Regions from separate parts of the Mus musculus genome. Here region 1 is linked to region 2. Evidence: chromatin contacts called from ENCODE Hi-C or POLR2A ChIA-PET data. All regions are on one chromosome and are shown on one strand. Each heading gives the region's core, a stretch centred on a gene start or an enhancer-like site at or near the end of the contact. The rest is flanking DNA. Distances are from core to core; before and after follow the strand shown. Region 1 holds the start of Nlrp6 (NLR family, pyrin domain containing 6). Region 2 holds the start of B4galnt4 (beta-1,4-N-acetyl-galactosaminyl transferase 4).

Evidence for each region. A loop is a pair of places that touch in the nucleus more often than their neighbours do. ChIA-PET counts read pairs that join two places held with the same protein, here RNA polymerase II (POLR2A).
Region 1: a loop to region 2 is called in a map of mouse embryonic stem cell, with 2.3 times the contacts of the local background. The contact joins the promoter of Nlrp6 here to the promoter of B4galnt4 in region 2. A Hi-C loop is called at or near these places in 9 of 37 maps with a recorded cell type or tissue (T-helper 2 cell, adrenal gland, gastrocnemius and 2 more). POLR2A ChIA-PET finds 5 or more read pairs at or near these places in 3 of 5 experiments (Patski and embryonic stem cell).

Annotation. Positions count from the first base shown.
Region 1 is chr7:140,918,058-140,923,142 of GRCm38, forward strand. Nlrp6 (NLR family, pyrin domain containing 6) reads left to right here and starts at 2,845. Exons shown (of 8, transcript NM_133946.2): 1 at 2,845-3,029; 2 at 3,584-3,855; 3 at 4,101-4,136; 4 at 4,353-5,085. The coding sequence starts at 3,001.
Region 2 is chr7:141,057,802-141,062,950 of GRCm38, forward strand. B4galnt4 (beta-1,4-N-acetyl-galactosaminyl transferase 4) reads left to right here and starts at 3,177. Exons shown (of 20, transcript NM_177897.4): 1 at 3,177-3,623. The coding sequence starts at 3,473. Gm39114 (a long non-coding RNA gene) reads right to left here and starts at 3,238. Exons shown (of 2, transcript XR_881000.2): 1 at 2,997-3,238; 2 at 651-1,203.

The DNA of each region.
Region 1 (5,085 bases), core at 1,595-4,094, 140 kb before region 2:
AATACCATGATCAAGGCAACTTACAGAAGAAAGGGTTTATTATGTATTAGGGGCATATGGTTCGAGAGAATCCATAATGGAGCCATAATGTTGGGGACAGCAGGTAGCAGACATGTCAGCTGAAGCTGGGAACTAAGAGCTCACATTATAAACAAAGCAGAGAAAGCCAGCTCAGAATAGTTCTTAAAACCTAACCCTGGTGACATACTTCCTCCCTCAAGTATCCTGCCTAAAGAGGGAGGAGAGCCAAATGGGGCTAAGCAGTGCAAAGTAAAAACCATGGAGGACATCTTATCAAACCACCTCTTGTATGGGTTTGGAAGATTTTATTCTTCAAAACGCTGGCTCACAGCCAGGCTTGGTGGTGCCTGTCTTTAATTCCAGCCCTTGGGAGCAGAGATAGGTGGATCTCTTGTGTTCAATGCCAGCCTGATCTACATAGCAAGGTTCAGACCAACCAGGGCTCATGGTGGAGCCCTGTCTCAAAACAAGGAGGAGGAGGAAGGAGAGGAGGAGGAGGGAGAGGGAGAGGATGAAGAGGAGAAAAAAGAAGAAAAGGAAGAGGAGAACGAGGAGGAGGAAGAGGAGAAGGAGGAGGAGGAGAATGGCACGTTTTGATAAATTTATAGACAGAGAGTTGTTCAGAGTGCTCAATGAATAGTCTTTAATTCATGGAATCAATTGTGATTAACTCTTTCCAGTTCTAATACTAGTAACTTATATCTTACCTCCTTTTTCCTCCTCTGTTTGGCTAGGATTTTATGATATTCCCAAAGAGCCAGCTTGATTTTTTTTTCAGCTTGATTTTATTGATTTCTTACTGTCAGTTTCATTGATTTCTGTTCTGATTTTTATTCTTTTCTTTTTTCCCTAATTACTTTGAACTTAATTTGCCTTTGCTCTTCCAGTTTCTTTTTTAAAATCATTATTATTTAATGTGTATGGTCATATTTGTATGTCTGTGCCTGGTGCCCACAGAGATCAGGAGAAAGTCAGTTGGGTTTCCTTGAACTGTCTTTCCACAGCTGTTATCAGCAATCCTGAGAATGCATGGGGCACGAAGTTCAGAGGGTTCCTCTAAAGCAGATGAGTTGTCTAGCCACCACCTTGGGGTCCCAAGTCCCAGACATCCTGTGGCAGATGCCCAAGAGCCAAAGCGGTGCTGGCCTTTAGTCTCAAGACTGCAGTCTCAGTCTCTCTGACAACAGGAAAGAACATTTGAAGGACAGTGGTAAGGGTGGTGAAGGTGAAAGAGAATTGGAACTGAGTCAGGTTTAGAAACCCAGCATTCTCTGTAAACCAGAAAACACGGCTTCTAAGGAAAAATGTGGGAAAGCCACCTAGCGAATGTCACCATGACACTCCATACCTTGTGGGTTATCATGCCTTTAAAAAAAGAAAGTGGGTTCTGGGGATTGAAGCTCTGTTCCTCAAGCTTATGCTAGACTCACAATGCAACTGCTGTACAGACAGAGCCCTCTCCCCACACCTTATACTTCACGCCACGTAATATGAATACCATAAGCGTTTCTTCTTCTTCTTCTTTTTAATTTATCTTCTGTCTATGTGTATTTTGCTTGCATGGATGTCTGTGCACCCTGTGCATTCCCGGTGTCTGCAGAGGCAGAAGAAGGTGTCACATCTCCTGGAACTGGACTTACGGGTAGTTTTGCACACCGTGCTGGTGCTAGACATTGAACCTGGGTCTCCTGGAAGAACAGTCAGTGTTTTAACTGCTGAGCCATCTCTCCAACCTTCTGTGAGTGCGTGCTTTACTTCAAGAACAAGAAATAGAGGCATAGAGGTTAAACAAACTGTTCAAGGTCACACAGATGTTGAGTAGTGTACTCGAGACCAGCTTGGCTTTGTATTTCTTCCCTTCTTCCTTTTTATGTAGACGTATGTGTTTTACACACACACACACACACACACACACACACACCTGTATAAGAGTTGGATATCCTGAAGCTGAAGTCATAGGTGGTTGATAGCTACTTCATGTGGGATCAGGAAACCAGAGTCAGTCTCTTTGTGAGAGACAGATAACCCTAAGTGTTATCTATCTCTCCAGCCTCCCTCTATCACTATCACCTTGAAACATTTGATATTTGAGAGCACGGTGGCACGCATTCCACAGATTGGGTGTGGAGGTCAGAGGACAACTTTGTGGAGTTCTTCTCTTTCCACTTTTCTGTGGGTTCCAGAGTTAGAACTCGAGTTGTCAGGCAAGCACCTTTACCCTATAAACCATCTCACTGGCCCTGGCCTCACATTTTCTACCTTCAATAATGATGACAAGGAGACAAAGAAGACTTGTTTTCCAGAATTTATAAAAATAAATAAACACATCCATGCCTCTGTGAACTGTGTCTTCATGGACTTTATTTAGTCTACGACAAACAGTCACTTAAATACAACATTAACTTAGCCATGTGGAGGTGTGCACACGTGCCTTTACACACGTCCGTGCCAGCCACACAGTGAAACTCCATATCCCTGCAGTCACTTGCAGGGCCTAGGGTCAGAAACATCCGATCTCTGCCCTAGAGCTGGGTGTGGGAGGATTAACTGACTGCAGAGCTGAGGACCTGGTTCTTTTTCTCTCTCCACCCTTATCCCTGCCCACAGGCCCCTGCCCTCTTGATTTTCACGCCTTGTGTGCAAAATTTAAAGCACCTTAAGGCCATTTCTGAAGACCTGGTTGTGAGTCAGCTATTTAATCTGAACCACCTCACAGCTGCATAGGATGCCACACCCAGGAGGAGGAGTATTGATAGAATAAAATAGAAGAAAACCAAAGGTCGCAGTCCAGCACATATATGATGTTACAACCCGTGCTTAACTTGGGAGCCTCTTGACTGTCAGCAAGAGTCCAGCTGAGCCAGAATGAACAAGACTGAGAAACACCCTCACACCCAGAATGAGACCAGTTTAGCCCAGAAAGGATCACCTCTGCTCCCAGCTTCTGCATCTGAGAGTTAGATCCTGAGATAAGACTCCATGGATGCCGCTGGAGCCTCCTGCTCCAGGTGAGTGTGGTTTCCAGAGAGAACTTTCAAGTTAACTGGGCTCACCTCTAGAGCAGGTCTTGTACTGGAATTTCAAGCCCATCTTCTATGTCCACCCTGCAAACCAGGGCATTTATGAGTCTGCTCCCCACAAGGAACTCAGACTCAGTCCCTGGTGTAGGTGGTCCAGAAAAGACTCACCAAAGTGTGCTATGTATGAGTTTGGAGTAGAGAATTCAGGAAGCCTACCAGGGCCTGGCCTGTCTCAGTTGAGCAGAGCTGGAGCCCTTTCAGAGGATGTGACAAGGGAGAGCACAGACCCACGTAGGGAAGCTAACTGGCTTTATCTCGTGTGGCCAGAAAGGAAAGACGCAGAAAGACTAACCATGGAGTGATCCACTTCACCACAGTCAGTAATTTGAGGTGAAGCCTTGGAACACCCTGTGGGTCTCTACAATGTATTGCCCTGGGGCTCCATGTGGAGAATGTGCAATGTGTGACCCGGGGTGCTTTGGAGGTTCAGGGACAGGTCCTATTCAGGTCGCATCAGTGATGATAACCCTTCTCATCCCCAGCGTGGATGCAGTGGCAAGGGAGCTGCTTATGGCTACACTGGAGGAGCTGAGCCAGGAGCAGCTGAAGCGCTTCCGCCACAAGCTAAGGGATGCGCCCCTGGATGGCCGCAGCATCCCGTGGGGGCGACTGGAGCGCTCAGACGCTGTGGACCTTGTCGACAAGCTCATTGAGTTCTATGAGCCAGTGCCAGCTGTAGAAATGACCCGGCAGGTCCTGAAGAGGTCGGATATTCGAGATGTGGCCTCGCGACTTAAGCAACAGCAGCTACAGAGTAAGCTGGGCAGAGTAGGATGGGGCTGGATCCGGTGGCTCGCCCTTGATCCTCCCTGCTCTCCTTGGGAAGATCAACTTTGTCCACTCTACCACTTCCTGAGACTCTCCTTCCCGGAAACCAGCCCAAAGTTTCATTCGCGGGGGAGAGGGGGGGGCGGGGGCTGGTAGTTCCATAAGCTCCCATGGAAATGCCTTGCCCCATCTCTCATGCTCAGAGAGCCTCATGTCGGGTTTGCCTTCCAGAGCTCGGCCCCACCTCGGTGCTTCTCTCCGTGTCAGGTATGTTCGGTCGGGCACACAGGTGAAACGTCCTATTGGACTCCTTATAGAGCCCAAGTTTCCTGGACGCTGCTTGGGGATCCTTGGGTGTGAGATGGCTGGAGAAGGAAGCTATAGCATACTAGAGGAAAGGGAGCCCAGATTTAGACAGGCAGGGGGGTGATTCCATAGTGGCGGCAAGCCCATCCCTGTCTTTCGCGATCTTACGCCTTCCAGCGTTCAAGAAGAAGTACCGCGAGCACGTGCTACGACAGCATGCTAAGGTGAAGGAGAGGAATGCTCGCTCTGTGAAGATCAACAAGCGCTTCACCAAGCTGCTCATCGCTCCGGGGACCGGCGCTGTGGAGGACGAGCTGCTGGGGCCGTTGGGGGAGCCGGAGCCCGAACGCGCTCGGCGCTCGGACACGCACACTTTTAATCGGCTCTTCCGGGGAAATGATGAAGAGAGCTCGCAGCCGCTGACCGTGGTGCTGCAGGGCCCGGCAGGCATCGGCAAAACCATGGCCGCCAAGAAAATCCTCTATGACTGGGCAGCAGGTAAGCTATACCACAGCCAGGTGGACTTTGCCTTCTTCATGCCGTGCGGCGAGCTGCTGGAGCGGCCGGGAAAGCGCAGCTTGGCGGACCTGGTGCTGGACCAGTGCCCGGACCGCGCTTGGCCAGTGAAGCGGATACTGGCGCAACCCAATCGCCTACTGTTCATCCTGGACGGTGCAGACGAGCTGCCTACTTTACCATCCTCAGAGGCCACTCCCTGCAAAGACCCTTTGGAGGCTACAAGTGGCTTGAGAGTGCTGAGCGGGCTGCTGAGCCAGGAGCTGTTACCAGGAGCTCGCTTGCTAGTGACTACACGCCATGCCGCTACAGGGAGGCTGCAGGGCAGATTGTGCTCGCCACAGTGCGCAGAAATACGCGGCTTCTCAGACAAAGACAAAAAAAAGTATTTCTT
Region 2 (5,149 bases), core at 1,927-4,426:
GTTTCATGTCCCTACAATTTTGGGCTCTACTGGTTTAGTGATCTCAGATCCCAAGGGACCAACCAATGCATCCTGGTTCATCCAAGACTCTCATGGGGACACAGCTACAAGAACCTGGTCCTTGGAGCGAGCACCTTCAGTCCTAGACAAATACGAGAAGGTTCTACCAGGGGACACATCATATAAAAGGCTGTTATAGCAGGAGATCTACAGAGAGAATGGTCTCTGTGCTGCTCAGGATGCTAGTCCCCTCAAGGAGAGATCAAGGCTATGGTGTAGTGACTCAGAAAGGCAGAGATTCCTTGAGGGTGTTTCTTAGCGCCTCTAAGTTCCATGGAAAACAACTACAAGAATTCAGATCCATCTTGTACAAACAAAACTGCTAATACCATAGACTGTTTTTTTAGGAATCCAGGCTTAGGCTTTCCCCACACCAGTCAAAGAACCTCAGCCTTTTCTGAGTCCAAAGATATTAGAATGTCCCATCAAAAGGGTAGATGTTGGGGCTAAAGAGATGGCTCAACACTTAAGAGCACTGACTGCTCTTCCAGAGGACCTGGGTTCAACTCCCAGCACCCACATGGCCGCTCGCAACTATCTGTAACACCAAGATCCAACACCCTCACACAGACATACATTCAGGCAAAACATCAATGCACATAAAATAAAAATAAATATTGAAAAAAGAAAGGTAGTCACCAATGCCATTACAACTCCATGACTGAATGGCAAGTGCTTTCCCTTCCCCTCCGATAATCAATTCCTTTGCCTCCTTTTTCCTTCCCCTGCTTCCCTCCCATCTAACACAACCCAGAATTGCATTGGCTAATGTTTCTATGTTCTCATCATTTAGCTCTTGAACATGTTCAAGGAGTGTGACTCAGCTGCAAGAATGACTAGCCTCCAAAGGTGAATGTGAAATTCTGACCCGGTTTCTCGGGAGATGCAGCCTGTTTTGGTTAGAGAGTTTAACCATGGCTCTGCTTTGGTTAAACATAGTTGCAGGAGGCAAAGAGATGACTCAGCAGTTAAAAGCGCTGCAGATGACTCAGGTTGAGTTCCCAGCACCAGCACGGCGGTTTAAAAGCAGTTCCAGGAGATGCAACACCATTTTCTGGCCTCTGTAGGCACTGGGCACACAGGTGGTAGACCAGACACGCATGCAGACAAGACATCCATATACATAAAACAATGAATTAAAATCTGTAAAAAAAAAAAAAAAAAAAGACAAATACAGTTGGGTTTTTGTTTGTTTGAAGTGCATACGTTCATCAATAGATCCTGTTGTCGTGCTGTCTGCTTGGTTAGACTGAAACATTTCCTTCTGTGGTTGGGGTGAGATGTGGTCTCGGCCAGATGTGTTAGCAAGGGGAACCGCTGTCTAGCTGATCACGGTTTGCTGACTCCTCAGTTGTTCTGCCTTACCCTACTTGCTTTACCGACTCTAGATGAAGAGAGGAGAGTCTTGGGCTTGGGTCGCCTACAGGGCCCTGAACTCTTCCCTGCTAGTGCACTTCTCTGCCCAAACGCTTTGCTTGCTTCCCAACATTTGCTTTCTTAAACAAAACAAAACAAAACAAAACAAAACAAAACAAAACAAAAAATGCTATTTGTCGGGCAGTGGTGGCTCATGCCTTTAATCCCAGCACTTGGGAGGCAGAGGCAGGTGGATTTCTGAGTTCAAGGCCAGCCTGGTCTACAGAGTGAGTTCCAGGACCGCCAGGGCTACACAGAGAAACCCTGCCTCAAAAACCAAAACCAAACCAAAACAAAACAAAACAAAAACAAATCAGAACAACAACAAACATTATTTGTTTTCTGCCTCTGTCCAGTAAACATAAGACAGCAGAGACCCTCTCTTTTCTTCTTCTTGTTCTTCTCTATTGCTCCCTCAAGTCTTCCTGTTGTAAAGATGTCTTTTAGCTGGATGACTAGGAAGATGAAAAAGTAGCTACAACAAGCTGGTGTGTGCTGAGACAATGTTCAGGATATAAACAAGTGCAGGCATCAGAAACAAAGTCAGGACAGGAAACCAGCTGATGAGAACAGCAGCTGATGCCTGGAAGAAAGTTAAAACAAAACAAAACAAAACAAAAAAACCCGACAGAAACAATTAAAAAGTTTTTTTTTTAAAGAAAGAAATGTGGCCAATTTGATTTTATGTCCCAAGGATACATAGTGATGGTGGGGTAATGTTAAAAACAAAGGCAAGCCAGGTGTGGTGACACATGCCTTGAATCCCAGCACTCAGGAGGCAGAGGCAAGCAGCGGTCTAAGAGCTCCAGGCCAACTAAGGCTACACAGTGAGACACTGTCTCAAAACAACACAAACTAAACAAAACCAGCAAAGCCACCTTGCAAACAGCACAGTGGTGCATGTGGTATGGGAAGGCTCCCTTGCCTACTGAGCTGGAGGCCACCCCTTAGAACAGACACTGGAAGTTGCCCAGTCATCTCCACTGGGGCACACCCACCCAGGGTGCGAAGGTCTCTAAGAGATTCCATCTCCTTCCAATGGCTTCTTTCTACTTAAGGCCATGGCATCACGGAGGAAGGGAGACTATTTAAATGTCCAGTCCCCATTCCTAACCCACGAGCTCTGCAGGCTCACAGCAGCTTCTGCTACACCAACTGAAGTACCCTGGTCATTAGGCTGGAACCTCAAAGAGAAGCGGCTGGTGGTAAGGTGGGAGAGAGGTGGTAGTCAGGAGGGCTGGGATGCACCAGCTAGAAAGCGAATGGAGTGCACAACTGAAGCTATCTGGATAGAACCACCCTCCACCCACCTGTCCTTCCTTACAGCTAGCCGAGAACATCCCAGCCTCGTTTTAGTCCGACTGAGAGGAAGGCTGAGCTCCTTCTCTGCGTGCTCATTATTCCCAGCGTTTTCCCAGACACGCAGCCGGATTCCCGCAGCACCCCTCGTCCCTGCCATGGCCTCCACAGTAACAACGACCTCTTACATCCCTCTCCCCGACGTCCCTGGTGTCCCTCACCGCAGATTCGGTCCCCACAACCCCCGCATCCCCGGGCGCGCGGCCGGCGAACACCAGGTGAATGCGCGCGTCGTGTGGATCATTGGCACACCCTAACGCGCCACCCCGCCTCCGAGCATCACGGATTGGTTGTACGCGGGCTGGCCGCGGCCGATTGGCTCGGGCACCGCGACCATCGGTCCCGTTTCACGCTGGGTAGCACCGCAGCGTGGATGCTGCTCGGTCCCGCGGCGTCCAGAGGAGCGTGAGCAGCCGGGAGGGGCGGGCGGGGGAGCGCCTCAAGGAGCCGCTCCCGCCGCCCACCCCGACCGCGGCCTGAGCAGCCCGGGAGTAGTGGCCGAATCCCGTAGTCCCCGCAGCGGACAAAGGACCATGCGGTGCTGCAGGCGCTAAGCGCAGCAGGGTGGGCCGGGGGATGTGGGGCGGGGCAGGCGGGGCCGGGGGGCCGCAGCGACGCCCCTGATTGTGGCGCCGCGATGCCGTGGTTCCCGGTGAAGAAGGTCCGCAAGCAGATGAAGCTGCTGCTGCTGTTGCTGCTGCTCACCTGCGCCGCGTGGCTCACGTATGTGCACCGGAGCCTGGTGCGCCCGGGCCGCGCGCTACGCCAGCGGCTGGGCTACGGGCGAGGTACGCGATGGCGCGTAGCGAGAGGGCCCGGACCTCCCAAGGCCTGGGGGTCTGACTGCCCAGAGCCCCTGCTGTCCTGCTCCTCCCAGCTCAGCTATATTGGGGGAGGGGTCGCGGTTCTGTTCGGCGGGACGCCCAGTGACGTCAGCAGTAACGCCAGGGACCCTCGGGGCTCATCCCTACCTTTTCCGACCCTGGAATCTGGCTTAGATCCGGTGGTGATGGAGTTAACGGTGGGCCCTTGGGGGAACCGGTGCCCTCAGCTAAGAGGCTTGTCAGGCCATTGCCTACTTAGCAGGGCCTCGGTTTCCTCATCTTCTGGAAGGTGGGGAGGTAAGGGTGGTGTTGAGGGATCCAGCTGCCTAGAGTGGCCAGAGCAGCTGGAAACCCTGGGTACACCTGTGAGTGAACTGAGATGTCTGTGTGCTAGGGACCAATGCTAACTTGAGTAAATGCTTGCTGTAGTTTGCACGTTTAAGAGTGGTCAGAGGATGTACAAAGCAACTTAGGCCTGTGGGTAAGAATCCGGGGAGAACCTCTGGAGTTGGTGGCCATTGGACCCACACCTTGGGGGAAAACTCTCCAGAGCAGGGTGAACATCAATGACAGCTAGGTAGAGAAAGACCAGGGAATGAGCCTGGAGAAGCCTAACCAAGCCACGTAGAGCTCAGCCCCATCTTTGTGAGGGAAGCTGGTGAGCTGAGGAGGGGAGCAAGTATCTCTCCTCTCAAAGTCTCAGAGCAGTGACACTGGCTCACTATGTTCTGGTCCAGTCCACCTGATGGATCCAGAACTCCCTTTTCAGCCCTGCACCTGTCTCCTGCCTGCAGAGGCCCTCTGCCTCTTCTTATGCCTGGACAACTGTTTCCAGACATCTTCCAGCAGATCCTGGGCCAAGGATCTGAGACAGATCCCAGCCCTCAAGAAAGTCTATGGGTCATCCCAAACCATGTACCTTATTAGCTGTGACGTCTTCAAGATATCCTGCCACAGCTCTATCCCGAAGAGATAAGTCTGGACTCAGAGCTGACCCAGTACCCAATAAAGCCAGCTCCCACCAGCTGCCCTTGTGGGTTCAGCTGACTTCCTGAGCAATTTGTTTCTGTCTGAGACCAACCAGGAAGGAATGAAGACAGGGAACCCCACTGTTGAAGATTGATCACGAGGGCAGCTGGCTCTGACTCCTCCTAGGTGGGTAGGATCTATTCTGGATCCTGGAAGATCAGTCCTGCCCAATGGCACTGCTAGAAGCAGCCTGGGCGGCACAGATGGGGCCCCAGCCACACACTCTCTTCTCTGGGCTGAAGGCCATCTCCTGTCTGGCCACCTGGGACCCACCAGGCACCACAAGGCATGTGAGAAATTGGGTAGCTGCAAGCGCCTGAGACTTTCCTGACAGTGTCGTCAGTCTTCAGAGCTGGCAACGTTCAGCGGGTGTCCAGCAGCCTGTGCGTATAGATACCTCCAAGTGAGGGTGGGGCAGATAACTGTCCCTTTGTGCTGAGGCTTAGCCTGAGCTGAGAGCC